Linked DNA regions of Homo sapiens: all the other regions are linked to region 1. Evidence: chromatin loops called from intact Hi-C (ENCODE). Cell type or tissue: chondrocyte. All regions are shown on one strand.

The links. Peaks named below come from ENCODE experiments on the same cell type or tissue, not always from the same donor. Only the 100,000 strongest peaks of a DNase experiment are listed, where the experiment ranks them.
Region 2: a loop joins it to region 1, with 2.5 times the contacts of the local background. A loop is called at or near these places in 7 of 110 quality-filtered maps.
Region 3: it touches region 1 in a loop (6-fold over the local background); 19 of 110 quality-filtered maps call a loop at or near these places.

What each region holds. Positions count from the first base shown.
Region 1 is chr4:94,754,044-94,762,043 of GRCh38, reverse strand. BMPR1B (bone morphogenetic protein receptor type 1B) reads right to left here and starts at 4,089. Exons shown (of 13, transcript NM_001203.3): 1 at 3,976-4,089. It overlaps BMPR1B-DT (BMPR1B divergent transcript), which reads left to right and starts at 4,511. Exons shown (of 3, transcript NR_121610.1): 1 at 4,511-4,650; 2 at 7,139-7,214. In chondrocyte, CTCF peaks have their summits at 4,280 and 5,370; a DNase peak (open chromatin) is centred at 3,763.
Region 2 is chr4:95,121,364-95,129,363 of GRCh38, reverse strand. BMPR1B (bone morphogenetic protein receptor type 1B) reads right to left here. Exons shown (of 13, transcript NM_001203.3): 7 at 5,458-5,554; 8 at 4,243-4,381. Among named protein-coding and RNA genes, the nearest start is that of BMPR1B, 370 kb to the right of the region's middle. In chondrocyte, CTCF peaks have their summits at 4,042 and 4,256 (motif pointing right); no DNase peak of the experiment used is centred here.
Region 3 is chr4:95,090,711-95,098,710 of GRCh38, reverse strand. All of the region lies in intron 3 of BMPR1B (bone morphogenetic protein receptor type 1B), which reads right to left. Among named protein-coding and RNA genes, the nearest start is that of BMPR1B, 340 kb to the right of the region's middle. In chondrocyte, CTCF peaks have their summits at 2,938 and 3,141 (motif pointing right); no DNase peak of the experiment used is centred here.

The sequences.
Region 1 (8,000 bases):
GAAATAACATAACAAAATGTCCTTTTTGTCTACTCCTAAATCTTGGCTTCTCTCTGTACTCTATGCCTAAAAAGTTTTATTTTCACTCAATTTAAGTTATTAAGTCATATAAGCGACTTTTTAATCTACCTTTCTAGCCGCAACCCCTCCTTTCCCTGAATTCTGGCCTGCCTATACATATCTCAACAATTCTACTTCAGTTTCTGCCATCATATAAAATTCAGCATATGGAAACCTGAAATTATTAATAGTATCTCTAAGGCAAAATCAGTTTTTCCTTCTGTCTTTAATACTTTCACCAACCATCCTCTGAATACCCATATTTAAAAGCTAAAAATGATCTTGATTATGAAATTCAAGAACTGGAAGAGGGACTGGAGGACAACAAGTAAAGTGGTCTTCAAGTTTTTTTAAAGCTGTGTTAGCCTTTTTTAAAACAAAAGCTTACCAGGAAGTCTGATATGTAAAACAGATGAATTTGCAGTTGTTCTGGGAGTTAAACTGGTAGTCTCTGAAGAAAACTTCAAAAAGAACCACTAATCTGGTCCAAACTTCCTTTTTCTTCTCCCTAACCCCCTTCAACACACACACACACACACACACACACACACACACACACACACACACAGAATTATACAGCGGAAAATGTAAGTCCAGAGAGCTTAAATCTTCTTTGCAGGTAAGAAATAGTAATTCTGCCCAACACAGTTATCACCCAGAACAATGCCTACCACATAGAAATAATTTAGGAGTCAAGGTTCTTAAAGATCGGTGTTACCTCCATGCTTACATGCATCAGAAATGATTATCAGTTATTGCAAAGTGATACATTTCATGCACGGCTTTTATTGGATGACATGAAAAGAAATCTTCAGAGTTTAGAGTAAAACTTACAGCTTCTAATTATAGACATATTTACCCACTTCTAGTGAAAGAAGTCAAACATGAGTCCAGTGAAAAGAATTGTGGCACCGTGAAAAAAGTAAAGTCTCAATTCCATAGCCATCCTAGCCTCACTTTCTATTTCTGAGCATGGTTTTTCAAACTCTCTGGGCCTCATCCTCTTCATCTTTAATATTATTAATGTGTGTGATGACATGCTAAGACTCTTTCAATCCTAAGTCTATGATCTGCTATTACACTATTCTTAAGTATTTTCCTTGAGCTACTGCATCCACAAAGAATCAGTATCACAAGTTAGAGGTAATTTGGAAAAGAACCAATCGTCCTACAAGGATTTCTTGAGTATCTATCACATACCAGGTACTGTGCTGGGCATCTGAAATTCAGAGAAAAAGAAACAAGGGACACTATCTCACCTCAATGAGATAACAGTCCAACAAGGAAGCGCCAAGCAAGTAACCATACAGCACAGAGGTGGACACCGAAAGAGGGGCACTCAGAAGCCTGAGAGGCAGAGGCAGTGGTGAGGGGGCTTCTGAAAATCAGGAAGGCTCTGCTAGGTTGGAGTAGGTGACAACTGACTTTAGATTTGGATGATAAATACGATTTGAGTGCTCAGAAAGAGCTGGAGGAGGTGCTATATGTGGCAAAAGATAAGCACATTTTAAACTGCCTTATACTTTTAAACAAATAATAATAAATCAGCATTTACTGTAATAAAAATACTTTATCAGGCCATCTCACACAGTTCCCAAAGCTTATGAGGAAAAATTTAAGTCAATTTCCTTTTAATAAATATTATTTAACGACTGGAACATTTAGAGAAACATACATAAGCAGGCCGTGGCAGCACGTCACTCAGGGACAATAATCTAACAGGGAATTTCAGACAACCTAGCCTAGACTAAATGCTGGGCAGCACCTGGCAGACAAGGTGGCAAAGCCCCTATAAATAGTGATGATTCACTAACATGACATAAATCAAGATTTTAACTCACCAAAAACTAACATTTTGATTTAAAAACACAAATCAGTGCCATTAAAATTCATCAGCGGCCCCTAGCACATGAGTAATGAGATCATATCAACTTATATCATGTAACTAAAAGGAAAAGGTGGTTTTCTAAATGGTAATTCAGATTGGACAAATAACACACTGTATCAAGTTTTGTAGCTCTAGGCCATATTTTGCTAAACACAAAGGTACATTATGCATGACTAAAGAAAACAGTGAAAATCAGAGCAATTAATTTCCCAGCTATGTTTCCCATAAAAAGACATCACTACTATGATCTGCTTATAACACAAACTTTTTTGCATTGCACAATGATCTAAGTGTGTAATAACTTACATATTTCACTAAGATGTAACATCCTTCAAAACATCCTTATAATGAAAGTTTTCCAAAAACATTATTGATCACCGGCATGTCTCATGTTTTAAAATTACTGACGAATCCTTTACTATTTTCTTTACAGCTAGAAATAATTCTTCTTGATCACTAGAGTGTAAAGGGGTATAAAGTACAAAGACTGAATATTTTCTTAAATACTAACATCCCAGTTGACACAGGACATTTCCCATAACTTGCCCAAAACAATAATTAGGAGAGTTGTCACTGGAATCCTAAAAATATATGTAAGAAAACAGAGATTCGTTGGCATCAATTTAGCACAGCAAGAGATTTCCATTAAGTGCTTTTTCAAATTATTTGCAAACACTTTTTAGCTGAACCCTCTCATTTCCAGTGGAGCCTTTTATGTTTCTTTGCAGAACTCAAGAACCTTTTCTCAGGTGGCTCTGCTTTGCTGCAGGTAAGTTTGGTATTAACACATTTTCTTTATCTGTTGGAGGTAGTGAAACGGCTCTCTTCCTCCGTTGTCTTTCACTGGCACCTTTGTGGCCGCTCGTAGTCACTGACCTCACCTTGCTGGAAAGGTGGCTAAGAAAAGAGCAGTTTCTAATAACTCAAGGGAACTGCAGCGTTTCCATTCAGAACAAACAGCAGGACCCAGCTGGAGGGGTGCAGCTCTAAAGAAGTAAGACCCGCACCACAGCGGACAACTTCCAGAGGCTCTTCTCCAACACCGCCAAACACAGGCGGAAACACGGAGCCTGGACAGAAAGAGGGACGAGCAGAGAGATGGGCGCAGAGAGCAAGAGACAGGGGAGCCAGGAAGACCGGGAGCGAAAGCCTCTTGAGAGAGAGAGAGAGACCAAAAGATTGTGCGAAAGTGACAGAGGGAAGAGGATGAAGGGACAGAGGAGGGACACACTGGGAGAGCCAGAGCAGGCGGTGGGGAGAGGGAGACAGACGCACGGAAGGAAAGAGAGACCGGGGGGAGAGGCAAAGGATAGCAATAAGGAGAGGAAGGGAGAAAGGAAGAAAAGGGAGAGAATGAAAGACCCAGAACTTGAGAGAGAGGCATAGAGAGAGAGAAGCAGGAGAGAGAGGAGAAGAGACAGGCAACTGAAGCAGAGACGGAGCCCAGTCCAAGGCGCCGGGACCAGCCCGCTGCGCACTTTCCCCCACGGCAAGGCTGGGTCTCGGGAGGCGTCCGGGGCAGGTGGGTGCCTGCGGGTCCCGCCTGGGCTGGCCCTGGGCCCCCGCCCCGCCGGGCTCCCTCCCATTTCCCGGATTCCGCGACTGCCCTCAGCTCGCCCTCCCGCCCCATCCCTCCGCTCGCAGGTCCGACTCCCTGCCTTGGGGCGTCCCTACAGCCCGAAGCACGTGTCCCGCCCGCCGCCGCCGCTGCCCCGACTCCTCGCCTGCGCAGGCACGAGGCCTCGGGGTCCCGGCAGAGCCGCCCGCGCACAAAGCCGAGGCGGCCACCGCCTGACCCCCTCCCCGCCGCCGCCACCGCCCCACGGCCGCGCAGCCCGCCCTCGCTCTCGCCCTCTCCCTCGCGCGCTCCGTCCTGCCTAGGGCGACCGCCGCCCAGCTCCGCACCCAGCCGCTACCCGTCCCGCGCCGCCCCTCGCTCTGCCCGGCTCTCGCCGGCTCGGCCGCCTCCCGCGCGCTCGGGAACTCGGCCACCCGCAGGGGACGGGGCCCCGCCGCGCGCGCCTTACCCGCGGCTGCGCTCCCGGCTCCCGCGTCCTCAGCGCCGCGGTCTCCGCACTGCCCGGCGTCCCGCGAGGCCCCGCCGACTCCGCGCCCCGCGCCCGGCTGCGCCGTCAACTTCTGGCCGCCGCGGCCGCTCCGCCGCCGCCGCCGCCGCCACCGCGGGACTTTTTTTTTTTTTTTTTTTTTTTTTCCCTCTCGCTCCTCGGCTGCCTCTGGAATTTTTTTTTTTCACTTGCCCTCTCCAGCTCCCACTAGTGATTGGAGACTGAGAGCCAAGTACTTAGCGGAGGGATTACACTTCTCAACGCACTTGGAGCGGCCCCAGCGCCGCCGCCTGTGTGCGGAGTGCGGAGCCGACTTGGGGAGCGGCGGGGTGCGGGCCGGAGGCAGCCCGGGTACAGGGGTGCGCTTCCCAAGCCCCGTCCGCTGCTCAGAGCATCCCCAAGATTTCCCTCATGGGTCCTGTCCTGGTTGTTTAAGAAGGTTTCCAGAAAACCTCCTGGTTTGAAGAACAAAGATTCGTGGAATTATTGTACCTTGAGAGCTGGAAAGGGCTCGCAGAGATGATATAATGTCGTGGATTTCAACTTTTCGGGGCCATAGACACTTTTCAGAAATTGATAAAACGTTGACACACCTTGTAAAAAATGAACACATTAAAATTAAGCCTGCAGTTTGAGGTGGGGGTTTTAAGAATCTTGAAATATATACAGTTGAGCGTCCAAGGGAAATGAAATATTTCCCTTCTACATATTTTTTGAAACCGTTAAACGAAAACAACCACCAAAAAATTAAAAATAAAAAAATAAAACCCAAAAGAGAAAACCCATTCCATTTGTATTTGATGACAGTTTACAGTTAGTCGTGTTTCTTTTGGAAAAGTATGTAACGTCTTATACTTTGTGGTCTCCTTGCTAAGTCTTTAAGTGTTGAAACACTTTCTAAGTGGGTAAATATAAAGTAAGCTAGTTCACAGTCAGAAATTTGGGGAGAATAGTTAACCTCTTTAAAATCAGCCATTTTGCCAACTCTATTTCCCAGGGAGATATCTCGTGACTTCCAAATACTCTTTTCCTTTCAATACCTTTCAGCTTCCCACTCTCCAGCATTACTTATTTTCTCCTTCTGTAAAATTTTTTTCCTCCAAAATATTGACAAACAGTCTCTGGTCACCACCAAGTGTGTGATCTAAGTCATTTTTTTTTTTAACAGTTTTTCACCCTGAAGTAACTTTCTTCCAATTTTCTTCATATCTATTTCTATATTCAATTCTTAGCCTACTATTTTCTTTCAACTACTCCCTTTTCTTAAATTGTTTCTATTAAATCTTTTTTAAACATTAAATGTAATCTTTTTGCACTTATCAATAAAAAATTCATTTGTGTATCAATTTATTTTATGCAGCTTGCACTTAAAGCAGGCGGTGCCCCCAGTGTTTATTGAGTGTATGAAGATGTGGTCATGTTTTTTCTATAAAAGCAATGTTAGAGTCTCCACAAAGGTCTTTTTGCCCCATGATATATCTGCATTGTGATTTCTAATGCCAAACTGGAAGAAGAAAGGTATCTGAAAGAAAATTTCCAAAACAAGTGAAATTAGTCATTGACATCATCTGACCTTCCTTATTCAACCACTGTTCCAGTCCCCAGTACCAGTACTCATCCTCTTGCCCCAAGAATTCCAAGATAAAATCCATTCATTTTACTCTCATCCCAATTCTTCTCTGATACCCTCACTCCCACCCCTTCCCTTTTCCACCTCCTTTCTTTCAAAACAATAAAGCATATGACTACCTAAATTACCTTCTACCTGGTCCTCAATCCAATTTTTCATCATCTCCATCCTCATATTAACTAAGTGTTTTGTGGGGAGAAGGGGGCTTGAAGACACGGAAATTATAACTTCTACACCATTAAAATAAAAGACAAAGCAAGGAATTATGAGCTATTATGTAATTAACTAAAAATAATAAATTATCGAAAATGAAATGTGAGTTTAGAAATATGAGTTTTAAATATTGAAAATAAGATACCAAATTATAATTCATTACAGAGCTTATGATTGTATACATAGAAAAGCTTAGAGAATTTACTGGAAATCCATAGAACTAAAAATGTAATGTGTTGATCATTGTCAATATCTCATCAACATTAAGCAAGTTTAAAGAGGAAAGAAACCTGATTGAATCTATCCTTTCTACTGTGTGAATTACTGATAATTTGTATTTGACAGCTGTATAATCTCCCTTAGAATTGGAGCACTCATAAACTGCAGTGAAATAAAGCAGACATTATGCAGAATGTTTTGGAGCTAGTGGTATTGTCACCTGTATCTTTTCAGAAGTTGCACTAAGGATTATCTTTCCTTGGCTTAACTCCTCCATTCAGCAAATATCCTTCAGAGAATCTGCTGGGTATAAGATACTGATTCAGGGAATACAGGCATCTCTGGATAGAGAAGACACAGATTCCACTTCAATCAACTTGCAGACAAGGAGACAGATTTTTTTAAATACCTTGTTTAAATATATTTTTTAAAATTCCAAATCAGAGAACAAAGGAAATTCCTGTAGGTCTTTGGGATGAAAAAAAAAAAGCACTCCAGGTGGGAGAAAATGGGGTACAGGGGAAACTGTGTTTGAGGTGGGCCTTAGATGGTAACATTTCTGTAAGCAGGAATGGGGAGCCTTGGAAAGAAGCTATTCAAAAATCAACATTTTTGAGTGCCTATGACAAACCAAGTCCTGGTATTTGAGAGGCAAACTCTGTCCATTCCTTCTTGAAACTCATAATACAGAAGAAACAAGATACTTAAAAAATATATAGAACTTTCTATGAGAAGTGCATTAATGCATGAACACACAATTTTTGGAGCATAGAAAAATGAACTATTCTGCCTAGAAATCTCAGGAAAACCTTCCTAGAGTAGTCACATTTCATAAGGGTCCTGAAGGATCTTTAGAGATCAAAGCGGGGCTAGAAAGAGAATAAACATCCTAAGCAAGGAGAACCCTATGAAAAAGCATGGCGTGTTTAGAGAACAGCTGGTATCTCAGTGCTGCTATCCAAGTGATGAGGAGAAGGTGCAGCAGATGACTCTCTTAGGCTAAGCAGGGTTCAGAAATAACCTTCTCAAACATACTAATGAAATTGATTTTTTCCTTATTAGGTAATGGAGAAGCACTGGAGATTTGTAAGCCACGGAGTCAAATGGTGGACTGGGATTTTCAGGAGATCATTTAGAGGTACCTGGAGAGGGAGAAATGAAAGCACAAAACTAATTAAGGGTCTGTCATTGAAAGAAGGAATACTTGAACCAAGACAATGGTGTAACTACCAAGACAGCAGACTCAAAAGACACTTCCTATATTGCTAACTGTAGCCTTGGATTTTGGTGCCTTTAAAGGCCATAGGAGCCAGATGTGGTGGCATATGCATGTAGTCACAGATACTCAGAGGCAGAGGTGGGAGGATCCCTTGAGTTCAAGACCAGCCTGAGCAACATAGTGAGACCCCCACATGCCCACACCATATCTAAATAAATAAATAAGTAAATAGAGACCACTGGGGGGAGAAGAATAGAAAGGAGGGGCTTCATTGGGTGCATGACAAATTTTAGCAAAAGCAAGATTTTTTTCCCCTCTGCTTCTACATAAGGAAACCAGGGCAGTGTATATAGGACTCTCAAACACTTGCAGGCATATTTCCCATTAAGAAAGACATTTGCCCAGGCCCACTGGAATTGAACTATTTGGGGAATTTATAAGTAGAGAAATAGGACAGACCTGGGGACACAGCTTGCTTCTATGCTGTCAGCCTCCCCTTCTCCTTCCTCTTCATGGATATCCTCACTCCTACCACTTTCCTTTTCCACCCCCCTCTTCTCTCAAAACTGAAGGTAAAGGATTTGACCACCATTAATATATTGTCATAAATCAAGGCATACAATGCTAAGTAACATTCTAGAACATGTGCTTTTAAACTATTTCTCTCTAATTGTGGAATAAAAGTCTGCCTCTTTTCAGGTATGG
Region 2 (8,000 bases), 370 kb before region 1:
TGAGACCAGACCAGGGAACGATAAACCAAGCTGCCGTCTGGGCAAAGAACAATACCAGAACTGGAATCCAGAGTTTAAACTCTGACTCCTTTAAAACCAGAGGAACTGAACCTAGGGCTTCAGCATTAAGCAGAGAGCATCAAATGGTACTAAATTTGCTATGGGTTGGTAGCATGCCAAGGCTCCTCATTACAAATGCTCTCTCTTGAGGAAACCATTTGCAGAATACTTTTCATGCCGTGACTATGGCGGGATAATAGTACTTTGAAGGAACTCTTGCCACCATACAACTTGATCATGGGTATAACATAAGAAATAAACTGTAATGCACTCCTGGGCTCACAGGGAAATAAAGGAAATATCCAAGAATGGGGAGGAAAAAGGAGAACAAAAAAAAATGGAGGGAGAGAAGAAAGAAAGAGAATGAGAGAAGATTATAGAGAATGAATTCTTTAGAACAAAGAAACAGTCACTATAAATGAGAGTCAACAGAAACAACCCAAGTAGATTTAACCTCTTCAGATTACATACTGGAATTCTGAGATACAGAATGCCAAGTAACTCTAAATGAAATGAAAATTGAATAAAAAATAAGCAAGAAAAGATTAATGGAAATTACATTTTTGTAATGAGACAGTTAATTGTCACAATAAAAAATGCAAAACAGGTAGACAAACCAGCATATTAGAGAGAAAAGTTAATAAGAGAAAGTAACAAGTTGGAGATAATATTATTTACCAAGCTCTAAGAGAGCTCTGAACAATATTATAAAGAGTGGAGTACAGACAAAGAGAATGAAAATATGAGTTAAGTGGCATTAAATTTAAATGTCTCTTTATATATGATCTTCATCACATCTGTACTTACAGTAAAATATTTGAAGAACTCTGATATCAATGGTTCCAAGATTGAAAGGGCTAAGCATCTATTACAATTTATATAATTTAGAGGACATAAGGAATCTAGCGTATAACTCTTATAACACCTGATCAGCAAACTGGAACGTATTCTTTGTAGAGATATACTTTACACCAATTAAAAACTTAAAGTTTTTCTTTTTGTACTTTTAAGAGCCATGCAATTACATTGGGCCACCCCAGATAATCCAGAATGATCTCATCTTATCGTCAGCAACCTTTGCTCACCTTTGTCATAGAACATAAAATTCTAGGGATTAGGTCTGGGCACGGTGGCTCATGCCTGTAATCCCAGCACTTTGGGAGGCTGTGGAGGGAGGATCCCTTGAGTCCAGGAGTTCAAGACCAGCCTGGGCAACATGGCAAAAACTCAGCTCTACAAATAATATGAAAATTAGCCAGGTGTGGTAGCACACACCCGTAGTGACAAGCTACTTGGGAGGCTGAGGTGGGAGGATCGCTTGAGCCTGGGAGGTCAAGGCTGTAATGAGACAAGATCGCACCACAACACTCCAGCCTAAGTGACAGAGTAAGACCTTGTCTTAAAAAAAAAAAAATCCTGGGGATTAGGGCATGAACATTTTGGGGGGACATTATATATTATATATTATTTATAATGAAGATTATAAATTTCGTAATTTATTAAAAAAGAACTGCTGATGTACCATGAAGCCACTGAAGCTTGATGGAAATAAGCAAGCAAGTTTATGTGTAATGCAGCCGTCCTCTCTTTAGGAGCCCTGTGCGCCATGAGACATCATGTTGAGTCCACTGTACTCCATTTCCAAACAAGGAAACAGGAGCAACATGGGCACCAGTTGGGAGCCAAATTCATACACAGGGAAATCACTCATTTGAGAGGAAACTTCCCACATTTATTAAAGAAAAATATTTAATTTACAGATCTTACAAAGCATTGCTCATGTAAGTCTATGGAGAATTTCCTAACATAAGCAGTTTTGCATCTGCTTTTTTTTCTAACGATAATACATTTTATAATTTAATTATAAGTTTTGACAGAATTGGCGATACTTGATAGAATAGGAACAACTTATCCCAAAGACAGAAAGTAAGCTATTATAACATGTAAGGACCTAAAAATATAACTTCAAAATTTTTTAACTGATTTATTTTAGTTTTTATTTGATTTAGCAAATGTTTCTGGTCCTTCTGTACCTAAACTTTAATTCTATATTACATTCTTAGATACCAACTTTTTAGATTGATTGTATAAATAAAATGCCTGTAAGATACAATGACTATAACTGTACTTTCAAAAAGATCACTATATTTCATGTACTCTGAGAATAACTGAATGTATAAGGAGTTATAAAGAATTATCACTATTCCAGGACTGTGAGAAGACATACACAGAACACACACACACACACACACACACACAGTCTTAATTCTTACAACAGCCCTACGATATTATTTCCTTTTAAAGTAGGAAAAAATTGACATTTTATGAAAAAGAAAAGATGCAAAATTAAAGGGCACGTATAAAGTCATTTGTTAAACACAAGGTCCAAGTATGTGGTTATATATAAGGCACTAATTTGCCCATTATGTTATTAAAATTAATAACAAATCAATGTTAAGATGAGGTATTCACTCACATATCAATATATGGAGAGAGAACTGTATACCTCTGCATTGTTTATCTTAATAACCAAATCTTAAAACCAGAAAATAAATCTGTAATAGAGACTTTTTCTTTATTGAACTGAGTTTTATAGAACCCTCCTTCCCATCCTACCGCCATCAAATGCACTTTCTTGTTTTATTTAACCAACATTTAGTTCACATCTCACTAATGTTAAGAGCACAGATCATCTGGGTTTGAATCCTGGCTTCTCCACGTACTAGCTAGCTGACCTATCTGGGCCTGTATCCCCTGATGTGTAATACAGGGTTATACTGATATTTCTGGTACTACCTTATAGGGTTGCTATGAGGACTAAATGAGAATTTGATTTAGTTTTAAAGGCCAATGTCTGGCCAGGATTGGAACCCAGACAATTTGGCTTGAGAATATATGCTTTTAATCATTATATGATGTGAGCCAAATATTATTTTTTGGTATCTGGATTATAGAAACAAGACAGTATTTTTATAGCTATTAAAAGTAGGAGCTGAAAGCTTTTTAAAAACAAATTATTGAACAGCGCCTATAATAAATCAGCCACTCTACTGGGGATAGAAAGTGAGCAAAATGTAACCTCTACCCCAAAGAGGACAGACTCCACCAAAAGACACAAGAACATTACCACTAATTATAACATTATTTTAAATGGCCATTATTAGTGCTAAAAATAAAATGTTATCACAGAAGATAAATAGACTGGCTTAGTCTGGGGTAACTGAGAAGTTGTCACAGAGGTAAAACATGAGGTAGGCCTTGAGCCATGAGTTGGAGTGATGTCCAGTAAAGAGATTACATTTGCAATGACGTGGATATATGTTGTATTTGAGAAACAATTACTCAAAGGTGATGCTAGAGCCCAGGCAGCATACTGGGAAGAGGTGGGAGGAGACGTCAGGAAGGCAGGTTGAGTTTATGTGCCACACATACCAAGCTGGGAAAGAAGACCTGCAAGCAGTATTGGGTATTAGGATATTTTACCCAGGACATAACAGTGCAAGATCAATGGTTTTGGAGAAAGAACTCCACAGTAATGGGAAAGATGAGTTTGAAGGCAAGAAACACTGGAAGAACTCAGTTTAAATTCCAAGAGCATCTAATTCATTAATACCAAAAGGGATTTTACTATTTGTACATCTCTTTTAGAAAAAAATAAGTGTAATACTATTGATTTTCAAATTGTATTTGCTCATATATTCTCTTCAAGGTTGGCAGTGCTGACCATCAGAAAATGAAGCTTCTCCTGAATGGAAAAGCCAGAACTTTACCCTGAAACATAAACCCCACAGCTGAAAAGCAACCCTCTTTCTTTGTAGAAATACTGAGAAGCCAGTTGGTTGTAATACTTTAGCCTTCAAAAGCCAGGCCAAAGTGCGGTAATGCTATCCTTATGGAAAACACAGGGAAGATGGTCCCGTGTTTAATGTTTTCTAATCTGCTCTTCATCAGAATGTCTGAGGGTCTGGATTGTAACCATACACCTACATTAAAAAACAATCACCTTACTCTCAATATGTCAAAATGTTATCAGGAAGCCCTGCAGCTGAGATCGGATGTCCAACAGACTGCATAGAGCTTTCTCCTTGTCCAGTGCCCTATTTCAGTAAGTGAAACCCCATATTCATTGACAGTTCTTTCAGAAAACATTTCCTTTAAATTCAAGATGTGTTCTTCTCATACCAGCAGAGGGAGGCCTGATCCACTTCCTGAGCTCTGAGACTGCTCAATTAAGTCTCTCAGGGATTCTCCAGGAGGAATGTAAGTTTCATCCTGTTCTAACCCAATGCTGTATCGAGGTCTGGTTTCTTGTCTTTTATACCTAAAGATGGATAGATGAAGATAATTTTAGATAATGAAATGCAATGATGGAGTAAAATATTGCAACTAAAATGGTAATCACAGCAGTTTTATTTTAGCACCTAAATATAATACATTAAATGCTTCATATTTTTTACTCTTAGTTATGGTTTCCCAAGTAAAACTCATTACTGTTTGGCTAACCTATTTTTTAAAATAAACTAAATAAACTACATATTTTTACTCAGTCTCAAGCATCTACAATTTTTCTTCTTTTATTTATTTCAAATTGCACATATCCAAGCAGACTACATTCTACTAGTGTTTCTAAATAGCTCCAATATTATTCCTTAAAATCTTTTCTAAGGTCCCTAATTAATTAAAGATGTAAATTTTGGGTGTACAAAAATCATTATAGCTAACTCTCTTATATAAGGTCATATCTAAAGAAATAATATAAATTTAATCTTTAAAAACTTTTTGTCAATACTTAAGTTTTCAATTAGAAATGAATTTATTTGAATCAATTAATCTGACCATTTGCAGAGTATCTCAAATGAGTAATAAATTAATCAAAAGGCAAATGACATAAATATCAAGGTCCTTAATATTTCACAATCTAGAACATAAGTTCATAGGCCATTAAAAAAATAGGAATTACCGAATTTAATATAATAAAGGACCTTATTTTAATGATTAATCTATAAATTATGTTTAAAATCTTTTAATAATCAGAAACGTTATAGCTTAGAAAATAAGGAATTTGAGCAACTCTTAAGTTCAACATGGCCATTTCTCTGCTTGGAATCAAACCTAAGTAACAACCAGTCTCTGAAGTCTCTAACTACCCTAGTTTCCCTAGGGATAAAATATTTATATGGGTAGTTTTGAAGTCTGAAGCAGAAATGAGATAGGTATCTATTTGTAACTTCATTAGGACAAATATTTATCAACAGTAACAGACATTTTCAGTTAACTATAAGATCTAATTAAGATAAATAAAGCTGTGGTGAGAAACACTAACAGGCAAAAGCAGAATATTAGTAAAAAGAAGACACTATAAATTAAAAATTTTGCATCTACATGTTAGAAACTTACCGGAAGTAACAAAATAATATGATAAGGACCAAGAGCAAACTACAGACAGTCACAGATATAAGTAAAGCCCTGTGGTGTATAGGTCCATCAACAAAATCTGAAATTAAAAAGAAAAAGAGCCATAATCAAGAGAATATTTTTACTTAAAAATAAGAAAGTAACTCTTTCCTAAAGGTACTTGCTAAGTATCACGCACAAAATGTGAAAGATCCTTTTCACATACCAATTAATTTTTTAAAAACCCATATATACTCAAAATTAAATAAGTTTGACTAGCGTGAATCATCCTTCACCTAGGCACTTAATCAAGAGCACACATTTCTTCCTGTCTGGAAGGAACAGGCTCGACACAGGATAAAACTACAGAAAGAACATCAACAAAGCTAAGTGGGTCTGTGCACCCACAATAGAAACAGGTAGTTCATCTTTATTACAGACGCAGCTCATGGGTTCATAGGCTCTTCTCATGTGGTCTCTGGAGTACTCTATACCATGAATTTGAATAAAAAAGCATCTATATAATTCATGGGACATAAAACATAACTCGTTGTATATAAAGTCATCTTATAGTGGATAAAAAGGAAGTGGACCCCTCAAATGTTGCCAAATAGAGAATATATGGTTGTGCGTTGTTTTAAACAAAAATGTGTTCAAAATCCATACTTTTTCTTAAACTGAATCATATTTTAAAAGAATGTATATGTTCCAGCCAAAGAATGTATGATACTTTTATACAACAAATTATTAAACACTACTCATTTTAACTCTAGTTCTTGACAAATCAGATTCCTCAAATTTTATATAAATGACTTAACTTTATACAATGTATATTCACTGACTTTAACCCCAAAGATTTCCATTCAAAGTACTTTATTTTTAATAATCATCCCAGGTAAATTTTACACGGGTGATTTCTGGGACATATTTTGAGGAAACTGACTTAAAACCAGGTGCACTTATATAGTAATACCATTAGTACCATTCTTATTAAAGGCACCATTTACCTTTGAGAGAGTGATTACTGTCATTTAATTTTAAAAGGTAGTATTGTAATTTATGACTTTGGATGCTATGGACAAGACGTTTTCCAACTGTACTATATACCTTTAACTATATGGCCACCTAAATATTTTGGCTGGGAATGTTCTTCCACTCAATGTAACTTTTTTTACTCAGAAGTATTATATGTTACATGAAGAAAAACTGAAAAGGATCAACTAACCAAAATAAAATAAAATCACTACCTCTTCAACACTCAGGAAAAATTACTGCTAACAGTATCATTTCAATAAAAATGTTCATAAGCAAAATATAATATATACTGATTTATAACTAGGTTGTTCTCATTTATAATACTGTGAACATTTTCCAGAACAACAAATATTTTTTTCTGCAACAGGATTTTTATATTGACACATAATTATAATATTTTAATACATACATAATGAACAGTGATCAGACAGCATATCCATCATCTCAAACACTTATCATTTCTTTGTGTTGGGAACATTCAGTGTCCTCCCACCTATTTGAAATTATTTATTATTGCAACATGACTTTTTTTTTTTTTTGATACAGGATCTTCCTCTGTGGCCGAGGCTGGAGTGCAGTGGCACAATCTCAGCTTACTGCAACCTCTGCCTTCTGGGTTCAAGCGATTCTGTGCCTCAGCACCCTGAGTAGTTGAGATCACAGGTACGAGCCACCACGCCCCACTTATTTTTGTATGCTTAGCAGAGATGGCTTTTTGCCACGTTGGCCCGGCTGGTCTCAAACTCCTGGCCTCAAGCGATCCTCGGTCTCCCAAAGTGCTGGGATTACAGGCGTGAACCACTGTGCCCAGCTACAACCTGACTTTTAAAGACTAAACTGTATTATACATAAAATCATCCTAATTAGAAAGTGAATCTTCTGTCATACATTCAGGAGATTCTAAAGATTCTGCCATAAGGCTTCTTTGTTATACACAATTCTGTAATAAACACTCTTACACATACATCTTTGCACATGCTAATGATTATTTCCTTAATAAGATTCCCAGAAGTAGGTGTGTTAGTTCATAAGATATATATTTTAAGTCTTTTCATACATATTGTCAAATATTCTTTTTAAAAGGTAACAGTAATTTCTATTTTACCATCAATGTGAACAAAGATTTTAATTATTTTGAAATAATTTCACCCTTACAGAAAAAAAATAAGAAAAAAGAATTCCAATGTGCCCTTCACCTAGATTTCTCATTGTTAACATTTCATCATTTTAAAAATAATTATCTTGCCTTCTCAATGCCTCTCTCTCTCAATATTTATGTATAATATGCATACATACATTTGCATTCAAATTTTTTATTTGTTTACTTATTTGTGTGTCTGTATTATTTTTGGATCATTTAAAGTTTTAGACATAATGCCACTATCCACTTATAAATACTTCAGAGGGTACTTCCTAAGAACAAGGATACTATCTTACTAAACAATAATGTGCTCAAAGGGTTAATGCACAGCCCCGTGATGCGCTTATTTCACACTGCATGCCCAGATCAA
Region 3 (8,000 bases), 340 kb before region 1:
TAATGTGTAAGTTAACAGATATAAGGCAAGGCGGAAGAGAAGCAGCAGCAGAATGAACCTGGGGAGACTCACCTTAAACGCTAAGAAAACCATGAAAAAGAAAGATGGTAAGATGCACATGTACCCTAAAACTTAAAGTATAATAAAAATAAATAAATAAGTAAAAATAAAAGCCACAAAAAAAAAGATCTTCATGTGTACTCCACATTTGAGAAAAGGGCCAATGAGAAACTGCACTGTTTTATCTAACTTTATAATTATGCAAAGGTATTTATACAAGGATCACTTTAATATCAAGTCATACTGAAGTTGTACAAAATCCAGCCTCACAGACACAAGTCAGGCATTCTGGATCATAAACAAGACAGAACATATCAGCTATGACATTAAAAAGGTAATTACATGCATATATAGAAATAATCATTTTATGAAAATATGAATTTGCCTGGTAATTATGATGCTGAAATAATAAATAGAAGAAAAGACAAATGACATGTATTCATAATAAATGTAAACATCAAGATGACTAACAAACATCCAGTGGATTAGCAATAATGAAGATATATCCCAAATATCAGATATCTGATTAAAATAACATATAAGAATGTACTTTCTCACATTTTATTATATTAGTATCCTAATATACTAGGCAGCCATCAAAAGAGATAAAAGATACATTTAGTTGACTCATATAAATATTTATTAATGAAATCCTCATTTTACTTGATTTTGTTTTAGTTTTATAAAAAATGATAACCCTTGAAAACAACTGGAAGGTATCTAACCATTAAAAAAATTAAATGTAATTTAGTACATTCTGTTTACTAAATCAATAGAGTAAAATCTACAAAAAAGTTTTTCACCAAAGAAAGTCAGGCTGGGCGCGGTGGCTTACACTTGTAATCCCAGCACTTTAGGAGGTTGAGGAGGTCGGATCATGAGGTCAAGAGATGGAGACCATCCTGGCCAACATGGTGAGACCCTGTCTCTACTAAAAATACAAAAATTAGCTGGGCATGGTGGCACATGCCTGTAGTCCCAGCTACTTGGGAGGCTGAGGCAGGAGAATCACTTGAACCCAGGAGGTGGAGGTTGCAGTGAGCTGAGATCACACCACTGCACTCCAGCCTGGCGACAGATCGAGACTCTGTCTCAACAAAAAAAAGAAAGAAAGAAAGAAAGTCAAATAGTGAATAGTTTCTAGTTAATTGTAAAGCAAATGTCAACAAAATTGATTATTTCTTCCCAAATGCATTTTAAATAATTATAGGCTTTCAATAAATATTTAAAAACAGAATCATGAATAAACCTGACAGAAAATATAAAGAAAAAAACAGAGAAAAATTACCCTTTCAGGAAATTTCTCAGGAATAAATACTATATCAAATAAGTCACTCGTTAAGAGCCCATTCCATTTTGCCATTTTTTTCTTTTATTCCTTTGTCCCTCCCTCCCCTCTCTTCTCTCTTCTTCCCTCTTTCTCTAATAACTGATCTTTAAAACAGTGTAAATCCAGACACTACACATGTGTGGTTCACTTAGCTTGTGACGTATAGTTACATATATATTAGTTATATATAAATTAATATATAAATTATAGTTTTATATATAACTATATGTAAATATATATAACTATATGTAAATATATAACTATATACAGTTATGTATATAACTATATTATATAAACTATATATAATATACAATTTATATCATATACTATATATTAAACTATATAACTATATATAATAAAGTTATATAACTTTAGTTACATATATTTAATTTGATTTAATATATATTTAAATTTAATTGAATATATATGTTTAAATTAAATATATATATAACTATAGTTATATATTTATATACCTATATATTTATATATAAATATAAATATATTTATATTTATATATTCTATATATAGATATATAGTTATATATAACTATACATAGTTATATATAACTATATATAGTTATATATAACTATATATAGTTATATATGCCTCTATATAATTATATAGTTATATATATAGTTTAGTTTACTAACTAAATTATCATGATAATAAAAAGTAAGGCTTTTGGAAGCCACTCTAAAATTGGTTCTCATTTTTCAGAGGATCGTTGGATTTTTGGCGTGCAAATAAACAATAGAATTATTTTCACAGGATGTTTGTGTGTTACTGAATCACGACTAAATTATATTCCTTATGATTCTTATAAGGAATAATACAAAAATAGAATATTAAGAATATTTCTTTAGAAATAGATTTACAGATTTTTCAGGCAAATCAATCAAATTTCATGAAATTACCTAACTATCAGAATGCAATATTGTGACTTCCATTCAATTACAAGGACTAAAAAGGAAGTTATTTTTCTTGAATATCCTGAATATCTTTTCTGGAAAATATATTGCAGTTATATACATGTTTTTAGCTATGTACATGTTTTCTATGGAATCTCTTGTAGTAGGAAATAAGGTAGAGTTATAATTTCTTTAAAGTATTTAATTGAAAACAGTGGACAATAATGAGCTGGAAGCCTCATATAAACACTGTAAAATAACTTCTTTAATGTATATAACTTAATCAGTTCCTTATTTTAAAAATATTTCTATATTATTTTATATTATTATATACTCATATACGTGATTTTTGCAGAAAAAACAAAATGCAGAACAAAAGTAAAATGTAAAAAAAATTTCATACTATTACATATCAAGAGTACAATGTTACAAAAATTAAATTTTATCTTCAAAATTAATCCATTACATCCTAAAGTGTGTTTTAACTGTATTTAGTTTTAGTAATATTCTTATGAGTTCAAAAATATCATAAATAAAAAATTTTTAATTTGTGATATAAAGGACTGTTTTATGTCATAGTCAAAAGGGTATCAAAATCCACTGCCACATTTAAATGCAGAGAGAAAAATCTGTATGAACAGTAGAGAAAATTCAAGTAATATTAAATTCAATATGTAATGCACTTAGAAATGGATATGAGACTTTAAAATTCATTAAAAAGTGACATATAATCATTTTGTGTCATACAAGGTCTACTAATAATCTATCTTCCTTTATCTTTTTCATTTTTAAACTCTTTGAATATCACAAAACTTAACCAAATGTTGATTCTCATCACTGTTCTTCACCTTCTACACCAGAGGGCAGGCAGGGGCAAGAAGAGAAATTGAAATTCATATTACACAAGTTTGCACTTTAAATGTCCAGGGTAAAGAGGTTAGTGGAAGAAAAATTTTAAAGTACTGAACTGGCTAGCAACAACTTTGGGAATGACCCATCCTACAGCTATTTGTACCGTTATGATAACAAATAATGCAAATCAATGCCCATTTTCTTTCTTAACCAAAACTAGTTTAAATACTCACAGTTTTTTTAAGAGTCTATTTCACACAGGAATAAAACTCTGATTAGAGCTTTAAAACAATATTAATTTTTAAAATAACTTTGTGACATCAGATAGTTTAATCGCTAATTTTTATTTTCAACACTTAAACCTTGAATCATTTAACTCAATTCACTGTCTAAATTTTTCAACTCTAAAGGCCTGAGTTTCATTTTCATCACCTAACCATTTTTCCTTATACTAAAGTACTTTCAAATAAATCATTTTCTATGCTCTTTGCAGCAAAAAATTTAGGAAAAAAAAATTATATATATATACACTAAATAATTAATAAAAAGTTGGGACATATGCCTAAACTTTTCTGGAAAGTAACAAAATATAAATACAATTTTTATTAAAAAATACCAGAGCAAAATCATATGTAGGGAAAGAACAGATTTTCTAATATTAACTGTGATGTTACCTACACAGGAATCTTTCTCCTTCAACAGACAGAAATCAGATAAAAGATAAGGGAAGATGTTGGTGCTAAATTTCTGGACATGCTATGCAGGAGTGAAATGTCAGATGACAAAGCAATATCAGGTATGGTCACTGAGCAGTGGAGCTAGACTTGATGACGATGTAGGGTAAAATAGACAAATGGGTTCAAACTCGAGCTCAGCTACTTAAATGGCTTAGCAAGTGACTTAACTAACTTCCTTATAGAAGACGTGGAGAGTAGCAGTACTCACTGGTTGCAGTGGGGTGGAGGAGAAATCCACATAAAGCATCAACTATGGTTCTTTGCACATAGTAATTGTCAATAATAATAAATTGTTGTTTTATGTGCTGCTGACTCTTACTATTATTCAGTTTTCTCTTCCTTTTCCCTACTCCTTTATCTCCCGTTTCTATTTGTCTTCCTTTCCTTTTCTCCCCTATTATCTTTTCCCCTTCCTGGCTCTCCTCTTCCTCAATTCCTCTTTCTTTTGCTTCATTTTACTGCCTTTTACTTTTCCTTCCTTTCTAGATTAATCACGGTGAGCAAAGAGTCTATAAAAATATAAGGTTTTCAGCTTAAGAAACATACTGAAAGTTTGTTCAAGGATGACTAAAATATTCTTATTTTCTTTCATCTCTTGGTACATTGATTCATTTAGCAAATAATCATTAAATCCATTTACATAACACAATGACCCAGAGTACTTGACGGTGTCCTCAATAAAATAACAATCTTGCTTGTAAGACAAATCAGCTACACGTGGAACACTGTGAGACAAATCAACTACATATGGAAAGCCGAAATACATATAGGAAAACAATAAAAGAGATGTCACAATGCCACATAATTGCCAAATTAAGTCCTAGACAGGAGTGCATAAGAGGGAAGATTACTTTGTGTGTGGCAGTAATCAACCAGTATCTTTTATGGAAACCATAACCACCAAAACCAGGGATATTGCCAGTTTTTAATTTCAGCCACTCATGGTCAACACTAATGAGTAGGTTAAGAGACACACTAATTTTAAATATAACTGCTGGCTCTTTCTAGAAACCAGGGCTTCATAAAATATTTGTGAGTGTTTCTATTCACTGACATTGTTTCTCTTTTCACCATACTCACACATCGACATTACACATCACCCGGGTTATGATGGATAATCATGTTTTCAACATTTTCACATCAGAAAAACCCTGCCAAGAGACCTATAAAAGCTTCAATCACTCAAACATTTTATGTGATACCAGACTATGACATAAAAAAACATAAGAAGAGTAAATATGACATACAAGTCAACAGACAACACCAGACTATGACATAAAAAAATCATAAGAAGAGTAAATATGACATACAAGTCAACAGACAACACAAACATTTATATTCATTTGTTTTCCAGGTAATTGACATAGAATTATAAACCTCAGCAGACATAGAATTATAAACCTCAGCAGGAATAGTAATTATGATAGTAATAAAAATTCTTTGGACATCATAATTACACTCTTTAAATTTAAAACAATAGCTAGCCTTTCCCTTAGGTTTTACTCTGCTTTTGAATTTAGAGAAACTCAATCAAAATGTTTATATAAATTAAAAACCTTTGAAAAATCTCTAAAACACAACTTGTTTATAAGTATTTTTAATAAAAGCAACAATATAAGAACAAAATTAACTTGACAAGCAAGTAACCATGATTTAAAAATATGCAACATCAAACTGAAGCCACTGTCACAAAATAGCATAATCTCAGCCGATAGAATGATTAAAAATTAAAAATGACTTTGTATTTTAAAATATTTAATGTGTCAATTCAGCTCCACATTGTTAGAAAAGAAACTGAACCGTGGTCTCTTTGACAATAATGTCAGAGTCAACTAGAACTTGGCAGATTTCCAAGCCAGGAGCTATGGTTTTATTCAGCAGTTTCTATGAATGCTCTGCTTCACAGAGTTCCGAAGCTAATCAAAGTAGATGTTCAACTTGCCTCCACACCAAAAATTACTCTGCAGCTTTGCAAAGCACTCCCAAGACAGCCTAGTGTATAAAACTATTTTATAGATGCATATATGTAAAGGGAAGTGACAATGAAGTCAGACAAACCAGAAACCAAATCACCGTGTTTGTGCTATTCTTTTTCCCCAAAGAAAAAACCTGGAAAACATTTAGAACCTCTCTGCTCCTAATCCTTACCATACCCTCTAATAGGAAAACTGTTAAAGGTAACCTTAGCTATTACTGACTTTAAAATATTCAAATATATTGCTAGTTCAAATATTTAAATATTTGAGGTATAAAATATAGTATATATATTTCAAGCTAAACACTATTATCAACTATTATCATCACCAATGAGTTTAAAGGTCTATCTCTGGTGAAACAATATGGAATAATGATCACCAGGAATAAAATGAATAAGAATGCAATGTAAACATTAGAAAGCCATCATAGTTTTAAGAGAACAAACTGTAAACCAAAGAAAACTGTTTAAAATCTGCAGTGCCACCCATGTGCTTTTACACTTATCTGTTGTGCGTCACAGAAAAATTTTCTAAGATAGCTACCAAAAATGATATGAATTACTAAAATATACTTGCCCTCACTTCTCCAAATGTACACTTTATCATGCCAAAACAATTTATATCCTTCCTGGTAAAAAATAAATATCTTAGCAACTATATTTTTGAAACATTCATTTGATCTAACATCTAAATCATTACATTTATACTTTAAAGAATCATTTTGCATTTTTTAAAACTCATACTTGCAAGAAAGAAACCTAGACCTTTATAACCTATGAATTTAGAAGTGTATAGTTGATACATTAATAGTAAAAGAATTCACAACATCAAAAACTATAAAAAATTTAACCACAAGACCTTTATACAACCACAACACTTGATTTTAACCTTGACAGTGTTGAAAATGTGTAGGGGCAAACACGCACTCACACATAACACAAAAGTTAAAATAATACATATAAGAACATCATTAATTTAAAAGTAAGCTAAATTATACACTACCAGAAGAGTTCGGCTACATGGTATTTTCTTGCCATGTAATTTTTTTAGACAAAATTTTTGATCCCCTTGAATTAGTCTATTTCACCATCTATGCCAAAAAAGGCTAAGTTCTAACAGCTTTTATTGTGCCAGAATTGGCTTTACTCATCTTGCTTACATTTTTTGGAGGGAAAAAAAAAACAGTCTCTGTGAGATATAAAGCTTCTCCCACTACTCACTTTTGATTTCTGTACGCTTGATATATGGTTGCCAGGCTCCCTAGGATGAGAGACATGAGGAGGAGGCACAGAATTGCTAGGGGTTTCCACTAAAAAGCCCAGCACCGTAGGCAGCACTAATCCTGCACCTGTGATATGTTATTCAGCAGTTAAGAAATGCAGCCCAGACTGTGGTTGCCTAATACAGCTCAGCTGTTTTTCTCAGTAGTCCCTTTGATTATAAGCTGGCAAGAGACATTATTCCGGTCAAGCAATGAGCTATGTTCAGGACCCATGGCATATGACAGTGGAAAGGTAAAAAAGAAAAGAAACCTAGGAGTCAAAAACAAAACAAAACAAAACAAAACAAAAAAAAAAGAAAAGAAAAAAAGAAAGAAAAGAAAAAGGAAAAAGAATGAAAAAAATGTCACTGACCACAGTGTGTTATGTAACATTTCCAGATGGTTAAAAGCTACCTCTGCGTCTATGCAAGGCAGAAAAATATCTAGAATTCATCATTTAAATATCTAGAAATCTATCTTTATAATATCCTTTGACATTCAGAATGCTATTTCAATATGCAATGTCTTAAGTTTATCTTAAGAGAATCTCAATTTCACAAACCAATCAACTACACAAACATTTAGAAATCTTTCATTAAAGAGGTTTACCTTTACTAAATGTCAAATTCCTTTTAAAATTTGGAAAATTTCAAAATGTTTGGAAAACTGAAGACCAAATGAATACCATTATTTCTATCTTTTTATTAAATCTACCATATCATTTGACTTGATTCATTAAAAATTTGATATAAAATTTATATTTGAGACACAGCTATCCTATTCATCATATATGGTTAAAACAGAATGAAATATTTATTAGAGTCAAGTTAAAGCCTCTAACTAGTCCATATTGATTTAAGAGATATTTGTCATACA